Regions from separate parts of the Homo sapiens genome. Here regions 2, 3 and 4 are each linked to region 1. The links are chromatin contacts, found by Hi-C or POLR2A ChIA-PET in ENCODE. All regions are on one chromosome and are shown on one strand. The core of a region is the stretch at or near the end of the contact, and the rest is flanking DNA. Distances in the headings are between cores, read along the strand shown.

What was found. A loop is a pair of places that touch in the nucleus more often than their neighbours do. ChIA-PET counts read pairs that join two places held with the same protein, here RNA polymerase II (POLR2A). Pooled maps may share reads with other maps.
Region 2: a pooled map shows a loop between it and region 1 (2.1-fold over the local background). The contact joins two enhancer-like sites. A Hi-C loop is called at or near these places in 3 of 168 maps with a recorded cell type or tissue (Calu3, ovary and vagina) and 7 of 50 pooled maps. POLR2A ChIA-PET finds 5 or more read pairs at or near these places in 21 of 52 experiments (A673, CD4-positive, alpha-beta memory T cell, Caco-2 and 15 more).
Region 3: a pooled map shows a loop between it and region 1 (2.4-fold over the local background). The contact joins two enhancer-like sites. A Hi-C loop is called at or near these places in 1 of 50 pooled maps. POLR2A ChIA-PET finds 5 or more read pairs at or near these places in 2 of 52 experiments (WTC11 and endothelial cell of umbilical vein).
Region 4: a pooled map shows a loop between it and region 1 (2.8-fold over the local background). The contact joins two enhancer-like sites. A Hi-C loop is called at or near these places in 3 of 50 pooled maps. POLR2A ChIA-PET finds 5 or more read pairs at or near these places in 3 of 52 experiments (H1, WTC11 and endothelial cell of umbilical vein).

What each region holds. Positions count from the first base shown.
Region 1 is chr10:72,104,667-72,110,982 of GRCh38, reverse strand. The region is part of intron 9 of ASCC1 (activating signal cointegrator 1 complex subunit 1); the gene reads left to right. Among named protein-coding and RNA genes, the nearest start is that of SPOCK2, 19 kb to the right of the region's middle. Within about 2 kb of position 3,527, at least 6 of the 41 ENCODE cell types and tissues checked have a DNase peak (open chromatin) inside an H3K27ac peak, as active enhancers do; they include PC-3, where a contact is called at or near this core.
Region 2 is chr10:72,319,202-72,325,390 of GRCh38, reverse strand. No RefSeq gene overlaps it. Among named protein-coding and RNA genes, the nearest start is that of DNAJB12, 33 kb to the left of the region's middle. RefSeq lists enhancers at 1-586, 2,512-2,561, 2,524-3,723, 4,157-4,576, 4,326-4,620 and silencers at 2,566-2,860, 5,347-5,906. Within about 2 kb of position 4,595, at least 41 of the 41 ENCODE cell types and tissues checked have a DNase peak (open chromatin) inside an H3K27ac peak, as active enhancers do; they include PC-3, where a contact is called at or near this core.
Region 3 is chr10:71,870,846-71,876,559 of GRCh38, reverse strand. No RefSeq gene overlaps it. Among named protein-coding and RNA genes, the nearest start is that of LINC03139, 4.4 kb to the left of the region's middle. RefSeq lists enhancers at 1-563, 2,872-2,941. Within about 2 kb of position 2,864, at least 4 of the 41 ENCODE cell types and tissues checked have a DNase peak (open chromatin) inside an H3K27ac peak, as active enhancers do.
Region 4 is chr10:71,893,783-71,899,328 of GRCh38, reverse strand. No RefSeq gene overlaps it. Among named protein-coding and RNA genes, the nearest start is that of LINC03139, 18 kb to the right of the region's middle. Within about 2 kb of position 2,374, at least 4 of the 41 ENCODE cell types and tissues checked have a DNase peak (open chromatin) inside an H3K27ac peak, as active enhancers do.

The DNA of each region.
Region 1 (6,316 bases), core at 2,278-4,777:
TGCAGTATTTCATGTCTTCCCGTCTAATGAGGTAACTTAGTTGAAAATAACTTAGTTGATAACATGTGGCAGCCTCTCTCCCCTCTTCCAGGGAGCCAATCCAAGGCCAGCCATTATTTGGATAGCTGTTATTTATATGCATGTGTACTCTTTGCATTGTCTGATGTTGCCTAGAGACATCTGATTTGCTTTTTTTGAGACGGAGTCTCGCTGTATCACCCAGACTGGAGTGCAATGGCGTGATCTCAGCTCACTGCAACCTCCGCCTCCCGGGTTCAAGCGATTCTCCTGCCTCAGCCTCCTGAGTAGCTGGGATTACAGGCACGTGCCACCACGCCCAGCTGATTTTTGTATTTTTAGTAGAGACGGGGTTTCACCATGTTGGTTAGGCTGGTCTCGAACTCCTGACCTCATGATCCACCCACCTCGGCCTCCCAAAGTGCTAGGATTACAGGCATGGGCCACTGCGCCCGGCCTGATTTGCTCTTTAACTTCTGGATGCTGCCTTGTTGGTGGAGAAGTTGGAGTGGAGATGGCCTGAGGCTGGTGACTGGTTTCCTCCATGCTGCTCCTGAATCTGTTGCCTTGGCACAATAGTCAGCCACTTTGTGCCCAGCCTCCCAAAAGCCGGGGGCCAGGAAGAAATGTCCCTGTTGCTGTCCCCTGTGTACTCCCCTCTAAGGATTCATTTCTGCTGACTTGCTCTTCCTTTCTACTGTGTAATACGGAGACCAAACATTTATCTTCTGTTGCATTTGTTTGAGGGACCATTATGAATAATACCTGAGGGAAGATGACCACACCAGAAATAAGAGCATTAAGAAGAGGTATTTTTCTAAGGGAGAGAATTTATCTGCAGAAACATCATCTAGATTAGTTCTGAAAGGGCACCTGCCCTTAGGGTTGCTAGTCACAGGCTTGAAGAGTCTCTGCTAGCCATCAGCCCCAGGGGCAGTTTTGTCAGGTAAAGCAGTAATACCCATGCCCTGTGGCAAGGCTTCTTTGGGAAGAAATAATGCAGCAAATTGAACTTTCACCTCTCATCTCTGAGGCTAATTCTGTGACGTAATGTGGAAACGGGCGGAGTGTGCCTAGCCTGTGCCGAGATTAGGCGGAGATTAGGTGTGGGTTCTCCAGCCGGGTCAGCGTAGCCTCTTTTCTCCTCTACCTCCTACCCCTACTCATATTATTTTCTTACTATTTTTCAAAATTGAAAGACTGCAGAGAGGGGAAATCCCTTGGCATTTTGAATTTTGAGGTGCTCAGCAGAACTGCCTGGCATCCTGTTTGTATATAGCGGTTTTAATTCATCCTCTAATAGGTCATTTGGCCTTACCAGCAGTCTTAAACTTGATAATCCTTACATCAGCAGTGAGCCTCAGGCCAAATTCCCAAAGTGCATCCCTGAGTGATTATTTGAAGGAAGTTTTCAAGCCTTCCCTCCCTGGCTCTGTTTGTCTGCCTTCTGCCAGCACATCCTTAGGTCAGGCTAATGCTCATTTGAGCATTCCTCTTGCTCACTGCAGCAAGACAGGCAGGTGATTTGAGAGCAGGATGAGTGAGGGGAAGTTGCTGTTCCCATTCTGTGCAAGGAATGCCATCTCAGTCAGTGGAGAGGGGACTTGGGCTCTGGGGACACACAAGCCTTTTGGTACTATTTTAATGGAGACAAAAACAGGAGTGGCCTGCTGATGGGTTGAAAAATCACAGCTGTTCTACTGACTTAACAGCCTTTTTGCTGCTCTCCTAATAGAGGCCACGATGTTGATAAGAATTGCTCCTCCCACAGACTGCCCTTGACCTTTCTCCTTGGATCTGAGGTGCCCCAGGCCTTCTGGAAGGGCATTATGTCCTCTCTTTTATTGGCTATTATTAGCTACTATAATATTATTGGCTCTCACACCACTGATCACTGCAGTCTGATGTTTCAGATTAAAAGTGGCATCTTGGGCAGAGTTAAGCTGTGTTTGGAGATGACTCTAGGATAGTCACTACCTGCCACCCTCATTGTCTTTTATTCTGAAGTAGATGTTCCTATTTTGGTCTTTAAAAATATTACAGCCCTATGAGACCAGATAATGACTGTAGAGCCTGTAAGCTGTCAGAGTACCTGATAAACCTTCTTCCTTTTTTCTTTTAAGGATACTCTGCATTTTGGTTCCTGCAGTGATGCATTAGAGATTATAGTCAGTGAGTGACAATAATAATCAGAGCTCAAAATTTCATCTTATAATTTATCTTTAACTGCAGAACATCTTTGTAAAGGATCATCCCTGTTTAAAGATGGAGAAATTGGGGGAGGGAGTGGGTCTGTAGTCATTGATAATGTCGACCAGCAATAATGGAAAGGATCAGAACTCAGTTTTTAAAAGTTTATTCAAGTGAAAAGCTGGGAATGGCCATTTGGGAAACAGGGACTTCACAGAAATGAGGTCAGTGCTTAAAGTTAAAAGTTAAGGTCCTGCTTATATAGGCAGAAAACAAATTTAGTAGGATTATAACATTTTCTATACAAGGTTGGTTTATGAGCTATAATTTAGTTAATTACAGTTTGTTTTCTTTTCTGTACAGCTTGTTTTCACTTCCTTTCCAACTTAGGAGTGTAGGACCTGGCATGGTGGCTCACGCCTGTAATCTCAGCAGTTTGGGAGGTGGAGGTAGGAGGATCACTTGAGCCCAGGAGTTTGAGACCAGCCTGGGCAACATGGAAAAACCCTGTCTCTATAAAAAATGCAAAAATTAGCCAGGCATGGTGGCATGCACCTGTAGTCTCAGCTACTCAGGAGACTGAGGAGGGAGGATCTCTTGCGCCTGGGAGGTGGAGGCTGCAGTGAGCTGTGATCACGCCACTGCACTCCAGCCTGGCTGACAGAGTAAGACCTTGTTTCAAAAAAAAAAAAAAAAAAGAAAAAGAAAAAGAAAAAGAAAGTATTTAACATACCATCCTAGATGATGTGATAGTCTTTTAAGTCTTTGTATGAGAAATGTAAGAGGGAAGTTTAATCAAAATGAAGATCAACAGTTAAAAGGGAAGGGATCTTCTCTGGCACTGTTTATTCATTTACAACCATTTACAAAACAGTGTAGGTGAGGAAAAAGGCTAATCTATAATCAGAAAAACAACAGTTACAGCTGCCCAGGTTACAGATACAAGTTTAAGTGACTCACATAATCACATTCCCTTAAGCCTTACAATATGTTAAGATTCCAACAGCTTAGATTTTGAATTACTTATTTTCACAATAGGAAAGCATTAAAAACGTCTAGTCTGCCCAAGAAACTTTTTGTGCCCTTTCTTCAGTAGAAAAGAAATATCAATTTTTTTGTACCTAGGTGAAGGTATGTGTGTCTGTGTGTAGAGGAGCATGACTTACCTTAGGGTAAACAGACTCAATTACATTCTTCTGTGATGATGTTTAGAAAGAATCCACTTGGGCACAGCCCATGTGAGTATTTTTAAAGTAGATGGAAGGTTTTTTTTGACCCCGGATGTGGTGGATCTCCATTTCCTTCTTGCCTCTTCCTACCTCCCACATTTGGTCTCCTCAGAAGTAATCTCACAGGTGGCCCAGAAGACAAATGCACGGTATTTGGCAGAAACTCAGAATTTTTTTTTTTTAGGTTTGAGGAATTTTAATAAACATAACTTTGAAACAAAATTTATTTTTTTGGGGGGGGGGTAACTTATTTGTGAACTTAATTCTTTTTGATGACTTAACTCCCAATAAAGTGATCTTAATTCTGAGTGAGATTAGTAACATGACATACGAAGAACCTTGATTTTTTTTTTTTCAAAATCGATTATATTTTTAGTCTGGTATTTGTATCTTTCTGTTTGCTCCCTGAAGTCATACTAGTCCTGTACCTACATGCCTCTTTTATGAGGAATGCATCTGAAATATACCATTATTTGTTTTGATGTTTTGCAATTGGGATCTTCCAAGGGCTGTGATGATAGCTTTTCACATCATTTGCTCCTCATTCTTTGCTATCTGGTTGTATATGCACAGCCTAAGGATGGACCTGCTTCCCCACTTGGCATTCTTTGGTACATATTTGTTATTGGAATTGAGAGGCCCATACACACTGCCTTGTGGACGTGGCCTTCCACTGGCCTGTATCCTAGGCCTCATCCCAGGAACTCTTAAATTTCTCTGACAGTATTAGTGGTCCTAGCTTGTCCCTGTTTCTTATATAAATGGGGATAATAATGCTCAGCTCTGGTTTATATCATAGCAATTTTTTTGGAGTTAATGAGCTGGGCTTTGTAAGACACTTTTAGATCCTTAGATGAAAGGTGTTATTTAACCACAGCAAGGCTTCATACTGGGAGTGCCTTCCCAAAGAGCTCAAAGTACTTGTCAGCCTGTCTTCTGTTCATACCATCCCTCATAGGGAGGTAGGTGGTTAAGTGTTATTATTAAGTACAAAATAGTGTTACTACTTTTATCTATAAACGGGATAATTGTGAGAAATAGAAGTTGGTAAACAGGCTGTGGAAGAAAAACACTGGGAAAACCTCAAAGTAGCATGCATTTGCTATTCCTATTCACTCTGCTTTGAGTTTCAAAAGTCTGATTGCCATACATGAGAACAATAGCATCCTTTCTTAGAGAGAAATATGACCTAGAACATCCTTCTAAATACTTGAATTAATTGAACCCCCTGTACTTACTTTCAGTTGCATCAGATTATATTCTAAAGGTTGGTTTATCTCATGTGTGTCAAGAATGATTATAAATAGCGTAAGACTTGAATATTTTGAATTTTCATTTTTAACTTCAAAACTGAATTTCTTCTTATTCAAGTAGTATTGAGACAGCAAATAGTTCACCGAGGCCACCAGCACAAGAAGTAGATTTTCTTAAAAGAGGGATCTTGGAAGAGAGTAACCACAGCTTTGTCTAAGATTGAAGAAAAGAGCGAGCCTCATTTGGGAAAGCCAAGTGAGCAGGGATCCCCAGCAGATTGTCACTGTGCTGTTGCGGACTGGCCATTTATTCGGTTCTATAGCCCGAGGTCACAGATATAAGAAAAGGCCCCTCTCCACCCTCCTCCCCACCTCTGTTTGAGATTGCCAGTTTCATTTTGGCAGCCTTGTTGCATTTGGAGTTATTTCTGGTCTTTGATGGCTGTGTCACAGGGCAATGGGGAAGGAGTAGAAGCTTTGAAACGAATGCAAGGAAAAATAACCACAGTGAGCCCTTAAATCTTGCTATTTGTTTTCTTTCAGTGTATACCACAACATTACCAGAAATCAATAATTCCCTTTGTGTTCTCCCTAGGAAAGAAACATGTACAAACTGAAAATGGTAGGCTTCACAGATCATGTGAGCAGGGGACAGCAGGATGGTTGGATTTTATCTTGCCATTGTTTGTCAGGGAAAACCTTGATTTTGACCAAAAACCTTTCATCAAAGGTCTACATTTCTCTCTTTACTTGGTGATAGGAAAAGTTTGTTTAATTTTCTAAAGATATTATTGATGCAGGATTTTTCTTGACCTCTTCGTCAGACTTGTGACGGGGGTGCCCCATTTATTTGGCTCTCTGTGCTCAACCCCTTGTGGGAGGGAGCACGTGAGCAAGTGAGTATGGGATCTGGCTGGCCATTTTGGGTGCTGGCAGAAGCAGGCTCTGTGTGGGCCCCGTGGCAGTGTCTAGGTGAGGGTGCCAGCGATCCCCAAAGCCCCAGAGGGCATGTTAGAATGTTCTCTTTGTCCCGCTGTCTGTGGACAGCAGCGTGTGATCAGCTCAGTGGTACCCTTGCCTCGTCATGTGGGGTGGCTGCCCTCTGCCACTGAGGGCAAAGGGCCAGTGTGACAGCCTTTTCTGGGTACCCGCACCCAATGGGTCCTGAACTCTTGTCTGGCATCCAAGAAGAATGAGGTTGCCCAGACACTTGAAGGATGTTGAAGGCAGAGAATTTTATTAAGTGATGGAAATGGCTCTCAGCAGACATGGGAGCTGGAGAAGGGACGGGATGGGCAAGTAATCTTACCCCAAAGTCTGCCTGTTTCTGGCTGGCTCTTCCCGGAAGTCAAGCCATCTCTCCTCTGGAGTCCAGCCATCCCTCTGAACTCAAGTCATAAGTCACCCCGCCCGGTGTGGTTTTAAATTTTCTTAAATCGTCCAAGTCAGTACTTATTATTTACTAATTATATCACAGCGATTGGCAGTTTTAATCCTATTTCCATTTCCTCATTAAATATTTGTAGTTTTGTGTACTGTTCGTTGTTATGTTCCTTTATAGCAGGTTTTAAAAAATACTGACTTCCATAACAACAGGGCTGTATGTGTGTGCGTGTCAGGGAAAAT
Region 2 (6,189 bases), core at 3,346-5,845, 210 kb before region 1:
GAGTCCCTCCGGGCGCCATTGATGTCAGTACGGGCACTGGGGACTCTCTCACGGCCCTTGGGCGACCCCAGCCAGCTGCCTGGCTGCTGGCCTCCTCCCATACCTGTTTGTGCAATCTCGGCCTCCTCCTCTACCCACTGCCCCTGGCCGGAAGGTGATGGGGAAATGGGTAGCCCTACTCCTCAGCCTGGAAAAGGACGCCCCAGACCCCCAGCAGAAGAAGGAAAGTCCCCCTCCTCTCCGCCTCCCTCATCGACTCCTGCCTCTTTCTGTTGCTGGTGTCTGCAGGTGCCAGCACCCCCGGAGTAAGCCAGGGAAAACCTGGGCCTGGGCCAGGGCCCCAGACTGTGGCTCCAGGAAAGGACCTGGGCTCCTGTCCAGGCACCCAGCCCTGCATCCACAGGGGTATCAGTAACCAGCCTCCTAAGACCCCTGAGCCCCTCCCTTGTCTGCCAGTGGGAGTCACACCTTCCTGCATGCTGTTGGGGACTGAACATCCTACACACACCTGGAAGTGCCCCACAGGGTTGGCCATTGCATAGAAAGTTTTGGCCCGGTCCCTTCCCTGAGAAGGGACAAGGGACCTGTGGCCCTACTGAACTCTGCATAACAGACCTCACTGTCAGCAGAAACCAGCGATTAAGAATTTGAAGATTTTGGCCGGGCTCGGTGACTCACGCCTGTAATCCCAGCACTTTGGCAGGCCGAGGCGGGTGGATCGCCTGAGGTCAGGAGTTCAAGACCAGCCTGGCCAACATGGCGAAACCCCATCTCTACTAAAAATACAAAAAAAAAAAAAAAAAAAAAAAAAATTAGCCAGGCGTGGTGGTGGGCGCCTGTAATCTCAGCTACTTGGGAGGCTGAGGCAGGAGAATTGCTTGAACCCAGGAGGCAGAGGTTGCAGTGAGCCAAGATTGTGCCACTGCACTCCAGCCTGGGCGACAGAGCAAGACTCTGTCTCAAAAAATAATAAGGAAGGAAGGAAAGAAAGAGAGAAAGAATTTGAAGATTTCAGCACGGAATGGATAGTACCAGAACATGCTGGGCTTGGGGTCTAATTACTGGGCTGCCTGGAGAAGGCAACAAGGACAACATCCTTGTCCTGAAGGCATAAATCACAGAGTGTTAGAGGCGGCAGGCTGTGAAGACGGGTTCTCAAACTGTGTCCCCAGAGCCCTGGGCCCCCAGGGGTGTGGGGTAAGAGTGGGAGGGCCCCCGGGGCTCCAGCCCACCCGTCTCAGTCACCCGCTGTTATCTCTTGTTTAGTGCAGGTGGAATTGTGACTGAAGAAGGGGTTCCATGGCCAAAATAAATATTTAAAAAACAGACCCCTAATCTACCCCCACGATCTCACCACTGAGGAAATCGAGCCCCAGAAAAGAGAAGTGACTTGCCAAGGTCGCCCAGCTCAGCGGTGTCGGAGCTGCTGCCTGGGACACAGACCATCCCCCCGCCCCAACCCTGGGCTGTGGACCGTGGATGAGGAGGACAAAGGTGGGCCGGGGGTGCAGGCTGTCCCCAGCAAGGTCTGGGCCTCAGCCACGGCTCCCCTGACCTAACCCCCTAGGGCAGGCCTCAGGGCCAGGAGCTGGGTTGTCCCTGAAGGCAGCCCCAGACCCTGATCTAGGAGGGCAGCGGAGTCCTCTGTCCACTTCTCTGAGCAGCCGAGAGTTCTCCAGGTTGTCACCCTGGCGAGGCCTCTCCAAGTAACCAACAAGCCCTGCCAGCCTGCCAGTTAGCCATCGCCACACTGTCTCCCATTCCTCCTTGCAAGTACCCGACAGTCTGCAGACCTGGGGCCAAGCTTACCTGAGGCACATCCTGGGCTCCTGTCATTATTTCCTGCTGTTCCTGGTTGCCTCCCCCTGCCCTGCCCTATGTGGGTAGGTGCCCTTCCTCTCCCAGCCCCAGCCTCTGCTAACCTGTCCACCCAACCCCATGTTGACAGGCCCCTATCCTCCCTGGCCAAAGTGGCTCACAGGTCTTCCAGCCTGCCCCGGGGCTCTGGGTTCTCACACAGCCCAGCCCAGCCTCTTTCCAGTTGAGATGGACAAGGTGATGCCCTGACCTGAGAGAGCAAGCTGGCCAGGGGCTGGGTCCTGCGGCCCTGACTAGGTGAGACTCCGTCAGGAAACCAAAACAAGCTCCCCACACCTGCCCTCTCGCTAGGATATACCTTGCAATGCAGCACCAGGGTGGCCAACCGTCCTGACTTGCCTAGGACTCTCCTGGTGAGCACTGAGAGTCCCGAGTCCCCAGAAACCCCTCAGATCTGGGCATTCTGGGACAGCTGGCCACTCCACTGGGACACACATCCCAAGGGTCATCACACCTTTCCTGTCCCCACTGAACCAGGTATTTTTTCTTTCCATAACACTGGTCACTCACAAAGACAGGGTGGGGCCACAGGCAGTCCCCTTCGCCTGTCTGGCTCCCTCAGACTGGGCTGAGGCCGGCCACAGGCCCACAGTGCAGTCCGAGGCCTGATGAGGTCTGCTGAGTTGAGCAGAGGCTCCACAGTCCATCAGAGACCCAGGCCTGTTAGGTCCTGTGAGATGGAGAATGGAGGAGCCCAAGAAAGGCCCTGGGCTCCATCCCAGCCCTGTGTTGTCCCCAGGTTGGGGCAGGCCTGAGGTGATCCCAGGAAGGCAACCCCAGCGTAGGAACCAGGCCTGCCCGGGGCCCACTGAGGCTGCCTCTACCTGTCTGGGCTTGAGGTGAGTCACTTCCTCCCTCAGCTGGTATGTGATGGGGAGGGGAGGGTTGGGGAGGGGACAGCATCTAAAAATAGCAGGGCCTAGACTGGTGGAAGATGCCCGAAGAGCTTCCCCTTGGACCAGGGAGGACCTGGCTTCCCATGGAACCGCCATCAGCCACAGCCCCCACCAGGCCCTGCGTTAGGCCAGGGAGGGAGATGGCCAAGACCTCCCCCACCCTTGCTTCTCAGGCTCAGAGCCCCCTTGAAGGCTGAGTCTCAGGAGCAGCGCCGGATGGGGTAGGAGCTTGGAGAGAGAAGGCCTCCAGCAGACAGTACTCGTTCATTCCCCTCCCTGTGCACGCACACAGATGCACGCACACAGAGACACAGGCACGTACCCTCGCCCAGCCCGGCTTCATGAGTCATCTCCCTCATGCCAGGACTCATCTCCCTGGTCAGCAGGGTGGACTGAGGACCCACTGTGTGCTTGAGCCACACCCTGGAAGACAAGGAAGCCATGCTCATGACCGTCCCTGGCCTCGGGGACTCCACATCATAAGAGGCCACTCAGGAAAGAGGAGAACACCCAGGGCAAAAGCAAGAGGCAGGCAGGGGGTGTGTGGTGGATGAGCTGGAGTCCGGAAGACCTGGTTTCAAATCCTGGCACTCACCCTTTCTAGCCATGTGACCAGACAAGCTATTTGACTTCTCCTGCCTCCGCTTCCATCTATATAATGGATGCCACGTATGGCCCTCGTCATATGTCAAATACAATCATGCATATAAAGTCCCCAAGCAAACAGAGCTCTTGCCATCAAAGCTTATGGTATCAGGCTAGAAACCTTGGGGGCGGGGGCACTTTGAATATGTCAGTAGACCTTTCTATCCCAAGGACTTACTGTGACATTCCACCTGGCCCCACCTGTGATAGGGAAAGGGGGAGGGGAGGGGAGGGAGAGGAGCTGCCGCTCACAACAGTGCTGGCCTCTACTGTGAACACTTGATATCGTTCTCATTTTCCCCCAGCCTCACAACAGCTTTACAAAGTAGGCATCGCTATCCCCATTTCACAAGTGGAAAAATGGAGACCCAAAAACATTCAATCACCTGCCCAAGGTCATGCAGCTGGCCTGGGGCAGACGCCAGACTGGGGCCCAGATCTGAGTGTGATCTCCTTGTGCACTGTGGGATGAGGCGGGGTCTGTCATGCCTGGGGTCGGCTGAGGGTGCAGGGGTCTCTGACTCTTTTGGGAGGAGCCCCTAGAACCCCCTGCCTGAGGTGACTATGGAATATGCTGAGCCTTTGGCCAGGGCTGCCTTCCTCCTGTCTGGTCCCACCTCCCCCACCCGGACCCCCCCGGCCAGCCCTCAGACCCCTCCCAGAAACACGGAAGGGCTCCACTCCCTCTGGGAGTTACCACCTTCACTTCCAACTTCAGCTAGGTGAGGGAGGTACTGCAACCCCTGAGTGACAGAAAAGGCAGCCGGATCAGAGGGGTCAGGAACCTGCTGTCATGCTCGCAGAGCTGGGGAAGCAGAGCCTGGACAGAGCCCCAGCTGCTCAGACTCCTAAGCTGCCAGTCTGGATCCCACACCCCGGCTGTCGGGTAGGGTTGGGGACTTCTCTGCTCCCCCTGCTCCTCACGCTTCCCGGAGCCATCCCTGTTTGTACCGGCTGGGGTTACATGCAAAGTGCAAGCCTTGCATCAGCCAGATGGGCCCCGCTCTAGTAAGAGCTGCTTTCTGCCTCTCTGCGCCTTCCCCACCGTTATCTGACTCATCCCCTGACAGTCCCAGGAGACTAGAGAGAAGCCAGGCCTCTTATCCCTATTGCACAGATGGAGGGACTGAGAGAGGAAGTGACCTACTCCAGTGACTCAGGGCAGCAACCCAGGCTGAGGAGGCCACAGGTGTAGCTGGTGTGGCCTGGGGAAAGTTCCCGGGTGCCACACAGCCAGATAAGCAGTTTTTAATGCCTCACAGCAGGCACAAATATCAACCGATGTGTGTCAAATGAACGAAGGAATATTGCAGGCCCTGGGTGAAAGATGAGGGGTGATATTGAGGAAAAAATAAATATGATACAGGGAAGGAAAAAAGAAGCCGGAAACCCAGACATGCCCCAGTTGCAGCCTGTGAGCCCAGCTGGCTTTGTAGCTCCCAGTTCCCTTCTCTTTAAGAATCTTCATGGCTATCACTTACTGGGTGAGTGCTAGTGACTCTGATATAACACTTTGTAGCCTTTTTTTTTTTTTTTTGAGACCAGGTCTCACACTGTCGCACAGGCTGGAGTGCAGTGGCGTGATCTTGGCTCACTGCAGCCTTGACTTCCTGGGCTCAAGGGATCCTCCCACCTTGGCCTCCCAAAGTGCTGGTATTACAGGAGTGAGCCACCACACCCGCCCCTATAGCCTCTATCTTATTTCATCCTGACAACAACCCAGTGATGCTATCATCCTCCCCATTTAACAGATGAGTTATCTGAGGCTCAGAGAGGTTACACAGTTCTTGCTCCAGCCGGCACGGGACCACATTCCAGGGGCTGACTTGCAACTGCTCTCCAAACCCGGCAGGGCAGATGTGCCCCTGCGCGTGCGATACCCACGTGGGGCTGCCCAGGTGTGTCTGCGGGTTGGCACCAGCTCCTGGTATCTGTCAGAGCAGTGAGGGGGTGGTGCGACAGGAGCGGAACCGAACGCCAGTGGCCGGGATGGATAATGAGCCAGGGCGCCTGGGCTGCAAGGGGGCTTGGGCACGCGGGCCTACCCGTGTGCGCAGGCCCTGGGCGCCCCCCGCACCGGGCGCCCTCCCCGAAACCCAGCCACGACTGCGGAACTGGGGGCGGGGCCAATGCTGGAGGCAGGGCCCGCCGGCGCCGGGCTCCCACCCCCCAGCGCCCGCTGACAACCCGCGGCGCGTTGCCAGCGATTGCCCCATCAGGCCGCATCCGCTTTCGCAGCCCTGCACGTTGTGCACACAGCGCGCCGGCCTGGGCGGGGCTGCTTGTCCCCGGCCCCCTGCCCCCCACCCGCGGCCCTCGCCCGGCTGCCTTCTGCCCCGGCTGAGACCCGGGCCAGACTGAGTCCCTAGCGGCCCATTACCCCGCCGGGCTCGTCCCAGACACCTTTGATGGCTGCCCTTTGCCCCGTCTGGTCTGAGCGGACAAACGAGGGAAATTGAGTAAGCCAGCTCAGCAAGACAGGAAACTCCTGGCCGCTTTGTTACTCATGATTTTCAGCAACTTGGGGAGTGGGGGGCAGGGGAGGGGAGTCCTAGGGGAATTTCTGTAGTTCAAGAAGTTTGGGGGCTCCAGGACTGGGAGTGCCCTCGGGGAGGTCTACCTCCCGGGGCAGGTCTATTTCCCAGGCCAGGTACCGTAGTTGGCACTAGTAAGTAAGTGCTCCACAAATTCGTGTTAACATGCATTTTCAAGAATGCAATTTATTTAATTTTCAAGTCTTCAGTCCCAGCTACTCCGTAGGCTGAGGCGG
Region 3 (5,714 bases), core at 1,615-4,114, 230 kb after region 1:
CACGCCTGACTGGTTTTCGTATTTTTTTGGTGAAGACAGGGTTTCGCTGTGTTGGCCGGGCTGGTCTCCAGCTCCTAACCGCGAGTGATCCGCCAGCCTCGGCCTCCCGAGGTGCCGGGATTGCAGATGGAGTCTCGTTCACTCAGTGCTCAACGGTGCCCAGGCTGGAGTGCAGTGGCGTGATCTCGGCTTGCTACAACCTCCACCTCCCAGCCGCCTGCCTTGGCCTCCCAAAGTGCCGAGATTGCAGCCTCTGCCCGGCCGCCACCCCGTCTGGGAAGTGAGGAGCGTCTCTGCCTGGCCGCCCATCGTCGGGGATGTGAGGAGCCCCTCTGCCTGGCTGCCCAGTCTGGAAAGTGAGGAGCGTCTCTGCCTGGCCGCCATCCCATCTAGGAAGTGAGGAGCGCCTCTTCCCGGCCGCCATCACATCTGGGAAGTGAGGAGCGTCTCTGCCCGGCCGCCCATTGTCTGAGATGTGGGGAGCACCTCTGCCCTGACGCCCCGTCTGGGATGTGAGGAGCGTCTCTGCCCGGCCGCCCCGTCTGAGAAGTGAGGAGACCCTCTGCCTGGCAACCGCCCCGTCTGAGAAGTGAGGAGCCCCTCCGCCCAGCAGCCACCCCGTCTGGGAAGTGAGGAGCGTCTCCGCCCGGCAGCCACCTCGTCCGGGAGGGAGGTGGGGGGGTCAGCCCCCCGCCCGGCCAGCCGCCCCGTCTGGGAGGGAGGTGGGGGGGTCAGCCCCCCGCCCGGCCAGCCGCCCCGTCTGGGAGGGAGGTGGGGGGGTCAGCCCCCCGCCTGGCCAGCCGCCCCGTCCGGGAGGTGAGGGGCGCCTCTGCCCGGCCGCCCCTACTGGGAAGTGAGGAGCCCCTCTGCCCGGCCACCACCCGGTCTGGGAGGTGTACCCAACAGCTCATTGAGAACGGGCCATGATGACAATGGCGGTTTTGTGGAATAGAAAGGGGGGAAAGGTGGGGAAAAGATTGAGAAATCGGATGGTTGCCGTGTCTGTGTAGAAAGAGGTAGACATGGGAGACTTTTCATTTTGTTCTGTACTAAGAAAAATTCTTCTGCCTTGGGATCCTGTTGATCTGTGACCTTACCCCCAACCCTGTGCTCTCTGAAACATGTGCTGTATCCACTCAGGGTTGAATGGATTAAGGGCGGTGCAAGTTGTGCTTTGTTAAACAGATGCTTGAAGGCAGCATGCTCCTTAAGAGTCATCACCACTCCCTAATCGCAAGTACCCAGGGACACAAACACTGCGGAAGGCCGCAGGGTCCTCTGCCTAGGAAAACCAGAGACCTTTGTTCACGTGTTTATCTGCTGACCTTCCCTCCACTATTGTCCTCTGACCCTGCCAAATCCCCCTCTGCGAGAAACACCCAAGAATGATCAATAAAAAAAAATAAATAAATAAAAATAAATAAATAAATAAATATTTTTTCCACACAAAACTGGGGCTACACATTTAGTCCCTTTAAGAAGAATGCCTGCCACATCACGCCCCATCAACACAGTCAAGCAAGACAAGACTTTCTTTCTGTCAGAAAACCCTGGCTTCATGTTTGAAATTCAAATAAGGGTGTGGCCCCATGACAACGTTCTCACTTCTGAGCCTTATCTGGGCCAAAGGAGTGTGACCCTGGTTCCTGCCCTCATAGTGTGCTGAGAACAGGCTCTGCCTCCAGGTACCTCTCTAACTACCTACTGGGGGTAGGAGGTTGTTCACAGGGCACTGCCCCATGGAAGGCCCAGTTGGGCGGGAGTTGTGCCTTTCTTGTGTGAGGTGGCAGGATACCAAGAAAGGGGACACGGGGGGCTGGGCCCGGTGGCTCACGCTTGTAATCCCAGCACTTTAGGAGGCCAAGGCGGGTGGATCACGAGGTCAGGAGATCGAGACCATCCTGGCTAACACGGTGAAACCCCATCTCTCCTAAAAATACAGAAAATTAGCCGGACGTGGTGGCAGGTGCCTGTAGTCCTAGCTACTCGGGAGGCTGAGGCAGGAGAATGGTGTGAACCCGGGAGGCAGAGCTTGCAATGAGCAGAGATCGCGCCACTGCACTCCAGCCTGGGCGACAGAGCAAGACTACATCTCAAACAAAAAAAAAAAAAGAAAGAAAGAAAGGGGACACGGGGAAGCCAGACAGGAGGATGGCAGCCACATGACATTGCTGTGCATCCAGGATTTGAGCGTGGATAGCTCTGAGGGAGAGTTGTGTGGGATCTGCACCCAGGCTCCATGCTCTGACATGGAGGATGAAGAGTGGGGAAAAGAGAAGGATCCCGGATACCACTTAGAGGCCACTGAGGCCACCTGGGAGATGATGGTGGCCTGGACTGGGGTAGTAGTAGTGGAAGTGCTGAGAGCAGGTTTAGTTCAGGAAATATTTGCCTTCTCCCTGGGTTCTGGAGCCTGGCACGCTTATTTGCAAAGGGGACCTCCCCACCCACAGGGGCTGCAGGATTAGGAAGCCACACACAAACAAAGCCACACACCAGTCCAGGGCAAGGAACAATTTTTACAATCCAGTATAACAAGCTTCCAGGCTGTGTGCACACCTTCCAGATAGGCAGGGGGTTTGCAGATGAAAGGGAACCGGTGGCACAGCGCACACTGAGCTGAGAGTTGGGAACCTGGGTTTGAGTCTCTGATCTTCTCGGGGGGTAACCTTGGGCAAGGCCCTTGGCCTTTCAGAGCTGTGTGCTCCCCGTTGGGACAGTAAGGACAGTCATCTAGACCTTTCAGCTTTGAGGGTTTCAGTTCTAGTTTCCTGGGTCATGCTGGCTGTGTGCTCTCACTCCTTCTAGGGCTGTGGTTTTGCAGGCCTGGGACTTGGGCCCTTCTTTCTCATCAGGTATGGGACCCAAGCACAGTGGGTCCTCAACCGCCGGCTCACTGACTCTTCAACCCATCATGATGCTCAGAGATAGCAGTGGCTGGGTGACCAGATGTCCCTGGCCATGCTCAAAAGTGTCCTGGTGAGGATGATAAATTAGACACAAGTGGGCATGGTGGCTCACACCTGTAATCCCAGCACTTTGGGAGGCCTAGACGGGTGGATCATCTGAAATCAGGAGTTTGAGACCAGCCTGGCCAACATGGTGAAACCCTATCTCAGGCCGGGCGTGGTGGCTCATGCCTGTAATCCCAGCACTTTGGGAGGCCGAGGCAGGTGGATCACGAGGTCAGGAGTTTGGGACCAGCCTGGGCTGCATGGTGAAACCCCATCTCTACTAAAAAAATACAAAAAATTAGCCGGGCATGGTGGTGCGCACTTGTAATCCCAGCTACTTGGGAGGCTGAGGCAGGAGAATCGCTTGGATCGGGAGGCGGAGGTTGCAGTGAGCCAAGACTGGATCATGCCACTGCACTCCAGCCTGGGTGAGAGGGCGAAATTCCTTCTAAAAAAAAAAAAAAAAGAAAAGAAATCCATCTATACTAAAAATACAAAAATTAGCTGGAAGTGGTTGCACACCTGTAACCCCAACTACTCAGGAGGCTGACGCAGGAGAATTGCTTGAACCTGGGAGGCGAATGTTGCAGTGAGCCGAGATCGCGCCATTGCACTCCAGCCTGGGCAACAGGGCCAGACTCTGTCTCAAAAAAAAAAAAAAAAAAATTAGATGGTCACCTTTCCACTATAGGTTGTAGGACCCACCAACAACCTAAGATCACTTCCATCTCTGAAGGCCCAAGGGAGGCCAGAATCTGGCAGTCACCCTGAGTGGGGAGGGAAACAGAGAATAATGTGGAATCAGCTGAGTCACGGGGTCCAGCCGCATCCCCAGAAGGTGCCTTCTGGGACCTGCCCTGACCTGGAAAATTAAGCCTTTTCTAGAAATACAAGCTGCTACTGGCCTGGAGGAGGGTGGCACACATCAGTTTCTAGCCCTGCTATGTGGCCTTGTCCCTGTAACTCCTAGAACAAAGCTTAATAAACCCTCCTCGTCTTTCCTTGGGCAAGGCTTCTGAGGCCTCAGTGATTACATGAAATCCCAAGTTAATTTTTTAAGCAGATTATCTCTATGGCCAAAGACCAAAACAGTGGAAAAAGCCTTGCCCAGGGAGTCAGAAACTTGGGGGTTTTGTCCCAGCTCTAGCCTCTTGCTGGGTGACCTTGGGGGAGCCTCTTGATCCCTCTGGGCCTCAGTTTCTCTTCCTGTAAAAGGAGGCCATTGGACTAGGGTGCTCTCTGAGGGACTGCAAGCTCTATTTTATTTATTTATTTATTTATTTATTTATTTATTTATTTATTTATTTATTGAGATGGAGTCTTGCTCTGTTTCCCAGGCTGGAGTGCAGTGGCACCATCTCGGCTCAGCCTCCTGTGTTCAAGCAATTCTCCCGCTGCAGCCTCCCGGGTTCAAGCAATTCTCCCACCTCAGCCTCCCGAGTAGCTGGGATTACAGGCGCCCACCATCATGCCTGGCTAATTTTTATATTTTTAGTAGAGATGGGGTTTCACCATGTTGGCCAGGCTGGTCTCCAACTCCTGACCTCAAGTGATCCACCCACCACAGCCTCCCAAAGTGCTGGGATTATAGGCGTGAGCCACTGTGTCATGCCTATTTATTTATTTTAGAGACAGAGTCTTGCTCTGTCACCTAGGCTGGAGTGCAGTGGCATGTTCATGGCTCCCTGTAGCCTCAACCTCCTGGGCTCAAGTGATCCTCCCACCTCAGCCTCCCAAGCAGCTAAGACCACATGCCCACAACACCACACCCAGCTAATTTTGTGTATTTTTTGAGATGGGGTTTCGCCATGCTGCCGAGGCTGGTCTTGAACTCCTGGGCTCAAGTGACCCTCCCGCCTCAGCCCCCCAAAGTGTTGGGATTATAGGTGTGAACCACCGTGCCCTGCCAAATCAAATAATCAAATATTTTCTTGGCTTTACCTTTTTTTTTTTTTTTTGGAGACAGTCTTGCTCTGTTGCCCAGGCTGGAGTGCAATGGGGCGATCTTAGTTCACTGCAGCCTCCACCTTAGCTTTACTTCTGTATCTGTCCCAGCTGTGTTCTCTCAGTAGAGCTCATGAATCACTTCTGGTTTGGATCTGCCTGATTCATGAGTCATCATTTGCTCAAATAAACTTTCTACACCGGGCGCAGTGGTTCACGCCTGTAATCCCAGCACTTCAGGAGGCCGAGGCAGGTGGATCATTTGAGGTCAGGAGTTGGAAACCAGCCTGACCAACATGGTGAAACCCTGTCTCCACTGAAACAAAAACAAAAACAAAAACAAAAATTAGCCGGCGGTAGTGGCGCATGCCTGTAATCCCAGCTACTCGGGAGGCTGAGGCAGGAGAATTGCTTGAGCCTGGGAGGCAGAGGTTGCAGTGAGCCAAGATCGTGCCACTGTACTCCAGTCTGGGCAACAGAGTGAGACCCTGTCTTTAAATAAATAAATAAATAAAATAAAATATGAATAAATAAACCTTCTAATTTTATTGTGCCTCAGTTTACTTTTAAATGTGTTATTGAGAACTTACAGAGTGCTGGCATGGTTAAGGGTTTTTTGCTTTGTTTTTGCAGATTTTCATTAATTTAATTAGATTAATGAGTATTAACATTTACTTAATTTAAATTTTTTAGGTTAAATTTTTAATTTAATTTTATATTATTTTACTTAATGTTTAAAGTGAAAATAGTTGTAATTACTTATAGTTACTTAAAATTAGTATTTAATATTAACTTTTTCCTTTTTTTTTTTCTGGG
Region 4 (5,546 bases), core at 1,125-3,624, 210 kb after region 1:
ACCTCTATGAGTCTGCAAGAACCACAGTGTTACTGGGTGTGGGTGCCCCCTAAAGCAGATACAGCTTAGATCACAACACCCAAGTCCTTTCAATATCTGGAAAGTCTTCCTAAGAAGGACGGGTACAGCTGGGCGCGGTGGCTCACGCCTCTAATCCCAGCACTTTGGGAGGCTGGGGAGAGTGGATCACGAGTCCAGGAGTTCAAGACCAGCCTGGCCAAGATGGTGAAACCCCATCTCTACTAAAAATACAAAAATTAGCCAGGCGTGGTGGCAGGCGCCTGTAATCCTAGCTACTTGGGAGGCTAAGGCAGAGAATTGCTTGAACCCGGAAGGCAGAGGTTGCAGTGAGCCGAGATCGCACCACTGCACTCCAGCCTGGGTGACAAAGTGAGACTTGATCTCAAAAAAAAAAAAAAAAAAAAAAAAGACAACTAAGGCTAGACAATGAAGACTGCAATAAATACTGAACTCTTCAATGCCCAGACACCGAAGAACATCTGCTAGCAGCATGACCCAGGAAAACATGACCTCCCCAAATGAACCAAATTAGACACCAGGGACCAATCCTGGAGAAACAGAGCTCTGACCTTTCAGACAGAATTCTGTTTGAGGAAACTCAAAGAAATTCAAAATAACACAGAGAAGGAATTCAGAATTCTATCAGATACATTTAACAAAGGGATTGAAATAATTAAAAAACATCCAGAGCAGAATTTCTGGAGCTGAAAAATGCAATTGGCATACTGAAGAATGCATCAGAGTCCTTTAATAGCAGAATTGGGCTGGGCGCAGTGGCTCATGCCTGTAATCCCAGCACCTTGGGAGGCCGAGATGGGTGAATCACCTGAGGTCAGGAGTTGGAGACCAGCCTGGCCAACATGGTGAAACTCCGTCTCTACTAAAATTGCAAAAATTAGTTGGGCATGGTGGTGGGCACCTGTAATCCCAGCTGCTCGGGAGGCTGAGGCAAGAGAATCGCTTGAACCTGGGAGGTGGAGGTTGCAGTGAGCTGAGATCTGGCCACTGCATTCCAGCCTGGGCAAGAGAGTGAGACTAAACAACAAAAAGTTAAAAAGTTGCCAAGACAGTATTAAATTGAAACAAAAATCAAGAAGCTTTTAAAAACAAAGTTAAAAAGCAGGAGATGCTGGGCACCATGGCTCATGGCTGGAATGACAATACATTAGGGGGCCGAAATGAGAGGATCACTTGAGCTTGGGAGCTTGAGACCAGACTGGGCAACATGGTGAGATCCCCATCTCTACAAAAAAAAAAAAAAAAACCCCAAAAAACAAAAAAAACAAAAAAAACTTAGTCGGATGTGGTGGCACATGTTTGTAGTCTGTGGTGGAAGGTGAGCCATGATTGTGCCACTGCATGCACACCAGCCTGGGTAACAGACTGAGACTCTGTTTCAAAAAAAAAAAAAAAAAAATGCGAGGGGACTAAGTTAAGAGGTAGTTTTGTTTGTTTGTTTTGTTTTGAGACAGAGTCTTGCTCTGTCAGCCAGGCTGGAGAGCAGTGGCACAATCTCGGCTCACTACAATCTCGGCTCACTGCAACCTCTGTCTCCCAGGCTCAAGCTATTGTCCTCCCTCAGCCTCCTGAGTAGCTGGGATTACAGACACGTGCCACCATGCCCAGCTAAGTTTTGTATTTTTAGTATAGATGGGGATTCACCATGTTGTCCATGCTGGCCTCGAACTCCTGACCTCAAGTGATCTGCCTGCCTTGGCCTCTCAAAGTGCTGGGATTACAGGCATGAACCACCATGCCCAGCCAGGAATCACATTTCAACATGAGATTTGGAGGACAAACGTCCAAACCGTATCAACCTTTATGCTTCTTTTTGGCTTCCAGGAAAAACAAGACCCCTCTCTCAGGTGCCCTTAAAGAACCCCATCCTTTTTCACAGCATCTAACCAAACTTTGGTTTTTTGAGACTAAATTTTTTTTGTTCCCTCACCAAATTATAAGTCCCATGTGGGCAGGACCTGGGCCCCTTTTGCTTCTCACTGTGTCCTCAGTGACTAGGACAGTGCCTGGCACTTTGCAGGTGCTCAAACATCTTTTCTTGGTTACATGAAAGAGTGAATGGCTTTTTTGAGCACCTACTAGAGATTAAAAGTTTTATAGATGTCAAGTTTTCCTAAAGCCAAGCACAGTGGTGGCCCGGTTTGGCACTCAATAACTTACTGAGTCCTTGCCACCCAGGTCTGCGTTCTGTCTCTCTGGGTTTAGGGGTCTGGGATGTGGCCTTCCCTAGGGCTGCTATGAGTTGCTGTGGAGGCAGAGAAGACAAGGCTTAGCCTGCTAGCTGGAGCACTTCAGGCATCATTACTGTGGGCAGCTCTGTGAGGTCACTCCTGCCCCAATCCCTGGGCACCCGGCTGAGTGTGAGGCTTTGAGGACCAACCTAGAGATTAGGAACAGGGTTTTAGGCCAGGCATGGTGGCTCATGCCCATAATTCCAGCACTTTGAGAGACCAAGGTGAGAGGGTCACTTGACCCGAGGAGTCGGGGATCAGCCTGGGCAACATAGTGAGTCCCCTTAGCTACACTTAAATTTAAAAAAATAGAAAAGAAGGAACAGAAAATAGAAAAGAAGCAAATAGAAATAGAAAAGAAAAAGAAAAGCAAGTATAATAGAAATAGAAAAGAAGCAAATACTGTATTCTTCTGCCGTCTCATGGTCAGTCCTAGAATAGCAAGGGAAGCTTCCCCACCTCTCTGGTACTATACTGGGAGTGACCGCCAGAGGGCAGTGTTCTCCACATTGTTGCACCCAATAGGTGTCCCACCACACAAACCCAGCTCTTTAAAAAGTAGATTTTTTTCTTATCCAAAGTCGATTCATACAAAAAGAAAAAGAAATAAAAAATAAATTATTTTAATGGCTTCATTGCTACATGTTTGTTTTTTTGAAAAGGAGTCTTGCTCTGTCGCCCAGGCTGGAGTGCAGGGGGGTGATCTCCCCTCACTGCAACCTCCGCCCCCTGGTTTCAAGCGATTCTCCTGCCTCAGCCTCCGAGTAGCTGGGTTTACAGGCATGAGCCACCACGCCCGGCTAATTTTTGTATTTTTAGTAGAGACAGAGTTTCACCATGTTGGCCAGGCTGTTCTTGAACTCCTGACCTCAAGTGATCTGCCCACCTTGGCCTCCCAAAGTGCTGGGATTACAGGCGCGAGACACCGAGCCCAGCCCTCATCTCTATTTTAAATTATAAAAAAATTTTTAAAAGAATTATTGAGGACCCAGATATTTATTAATTTATCAAAAAGTAATAATGAACTCATTACATGTAAACATAAACATATTTTTACGAAAAATACCTTCATTTCCAAAACAAAGAGAAATTTAGTGAGAAAAACAGCATTGTTTTACACTTTTGCAAATCTCTCAAGCAACTGTCTTAATTAAAGACTGTTGGAGCCTCATGTCTACTTCTGCATTCAGTCTGTTGCAATATGTTGGGGCTTTTAAAATTTTTATTTATTTTTTTATTTTGAAACAAAGTTTTGCCCTTGTCGCCCAGCCTGGAGTGTAATGTTGTGATCTTGGCTCACTGCATCCTCCACCTCCCAGGTTCAGGTGATTCTCCTGCCTCAGCCTCCCGAGTAGCTGGGATTACAGGAGTGCGCCACCACATCCAGCTAATTTTTTTGTATTTTTAGTAGAGATGGGGTTTCACCATGTTGGCCAGTCTGGTCTTGAACGCCTGACCTCAGGTGACCCGCCCACCTCAGCCTCCCAAACTGCTGGGATTATAAGCATGAACCACTGCGTCCCGCAATATATTGTTTTGATTGAAGAAAATCCAGCCTCCCGCAAACACGGAGTTGGAAAAAAAGACGAGTATTTTGATAGCTTTTTCAGATAATTGTGAATATTCTTCTTTAATGCTACGCCAAAACTTAACAAGCAATTGTTTCTTTAAGGTTGATTATAATGTAGAATCTGAACCCATATCAATGAACATTTCATGCTTTATTATATTAAAATGCACGGGCCTATCTTGTACTTTTGTTTGTTTGTTTGTTTTGGAGAAGGACTCTCACTCTGTTGCCCAGGCTGGAGTGCAGTGGTACCATCTTGGCTTACTGCAACCTCCACCTCCTGGGTTCAAGTGAGTCTCCCACCTCAGACTCCTGAGTAGCTGGGATTTCAGACACATGCCACCATGCTTGGCTAATTTTTCTGTTTTTAGTAGAGCTAGGATTTCACCATGTTGGCCAGGCTGGTCTCGAACTCCTGACCTCAAGTGATCTGCCTGCCTCAGCCTCCCAAGGTGCTAGGATTGCAGGCATGAGCCACTGTGCCTGGCCTATCTTGTACCGTGAATGGCTGTTTTACCTACATGTGATGTGCAGCATCATGTGGCCTCTTTGAAATTTTGTACCCATTAAATCACATACATCTCCCAAAAGATGACATGTCACTGAACAGTGTCAAAAAATAGCATTTGTTAGCACTGCCATCCATCGCATCAGAAAAATCTTTAAATATTGAGAAGTTGTCAAGCTTGTGGTGGTGTACACAAATTTTCCAAAATTCTAATTTTCCCTTGAAAGCTCCAAGTTCCAACTTTATCATTGGCAACAAATGCTTCAGTTTCTTGAAGGGACAGGCTCACTTTGCTCATTTATGAGAAAATGTCTGTCTGCCAAATGCCCAGATCTGAATACCCATCATGTGTCTGTTCGTCGTTCTTTCCCGTATAAACAGTGTTCTCGGCTGGGCGCAGTGGCTCACGCCTGTAATCCCAGCACTTTGGGAGACAGAGGCAAGCAGATCACGAGGTCAGGAGTTCGAGACCAGCCTGACCAACATGGTGACACCCCCCATCTTTACTAAAAATACAAAAATTACCCAGCCTGGTGGTGTGTGCCTGTGATCCCAGCTACTCAGGAGGCTGAGGCAGGAGAATTGCTTGAACCCAGGAAGCGGAGGTTGCAGTGAGCCAAGATCGAGCCATTGCACTCCAGCCTGGGTGACAGAGCAAGACTCCATCTCAAAAATAAATAAATAAATAAATTAATTAATTAATTTAAAAAATAAGATAAACTGTGTTCCCTGGACCAGAGGCTCGCGTGGCTCCACCTCTGACAAGTTGTTTCTGCGAGCCAGTCCCCTGCTCTGGAGCAGGCGCTCTGTGTGCATCCCTGCTTCATCACACAGGAGATCAAAAGGGTATGTACTTAAGTGACACAGGCATATTTTGTCCCCACAAGTGCTTATCTAGGGGAGTGCACAGAGACCTGCCTAGTCTGTGGCCACTGCCTTGCTTCCTGAAGTTCCAGCAGTTTCACCCATAGTGGCTTTTTTTTTTTTTTTTTTTTTTGAGGCTGGAGTGCAACGGCACGATCACGGCTCACTGCAGCCTCTACCACCCGAGCACAAGTAATTCTCCCACCTAAGCCTCCCATGTAGCTGGGACTATAGATGCGTGCCACCATGCCCAGATAATTTTATTATTATTATTATTATTATTATTATTATTACTTGTAGAGACGGGGTCTTGCCATGTTGCCTAGGCTGGTCT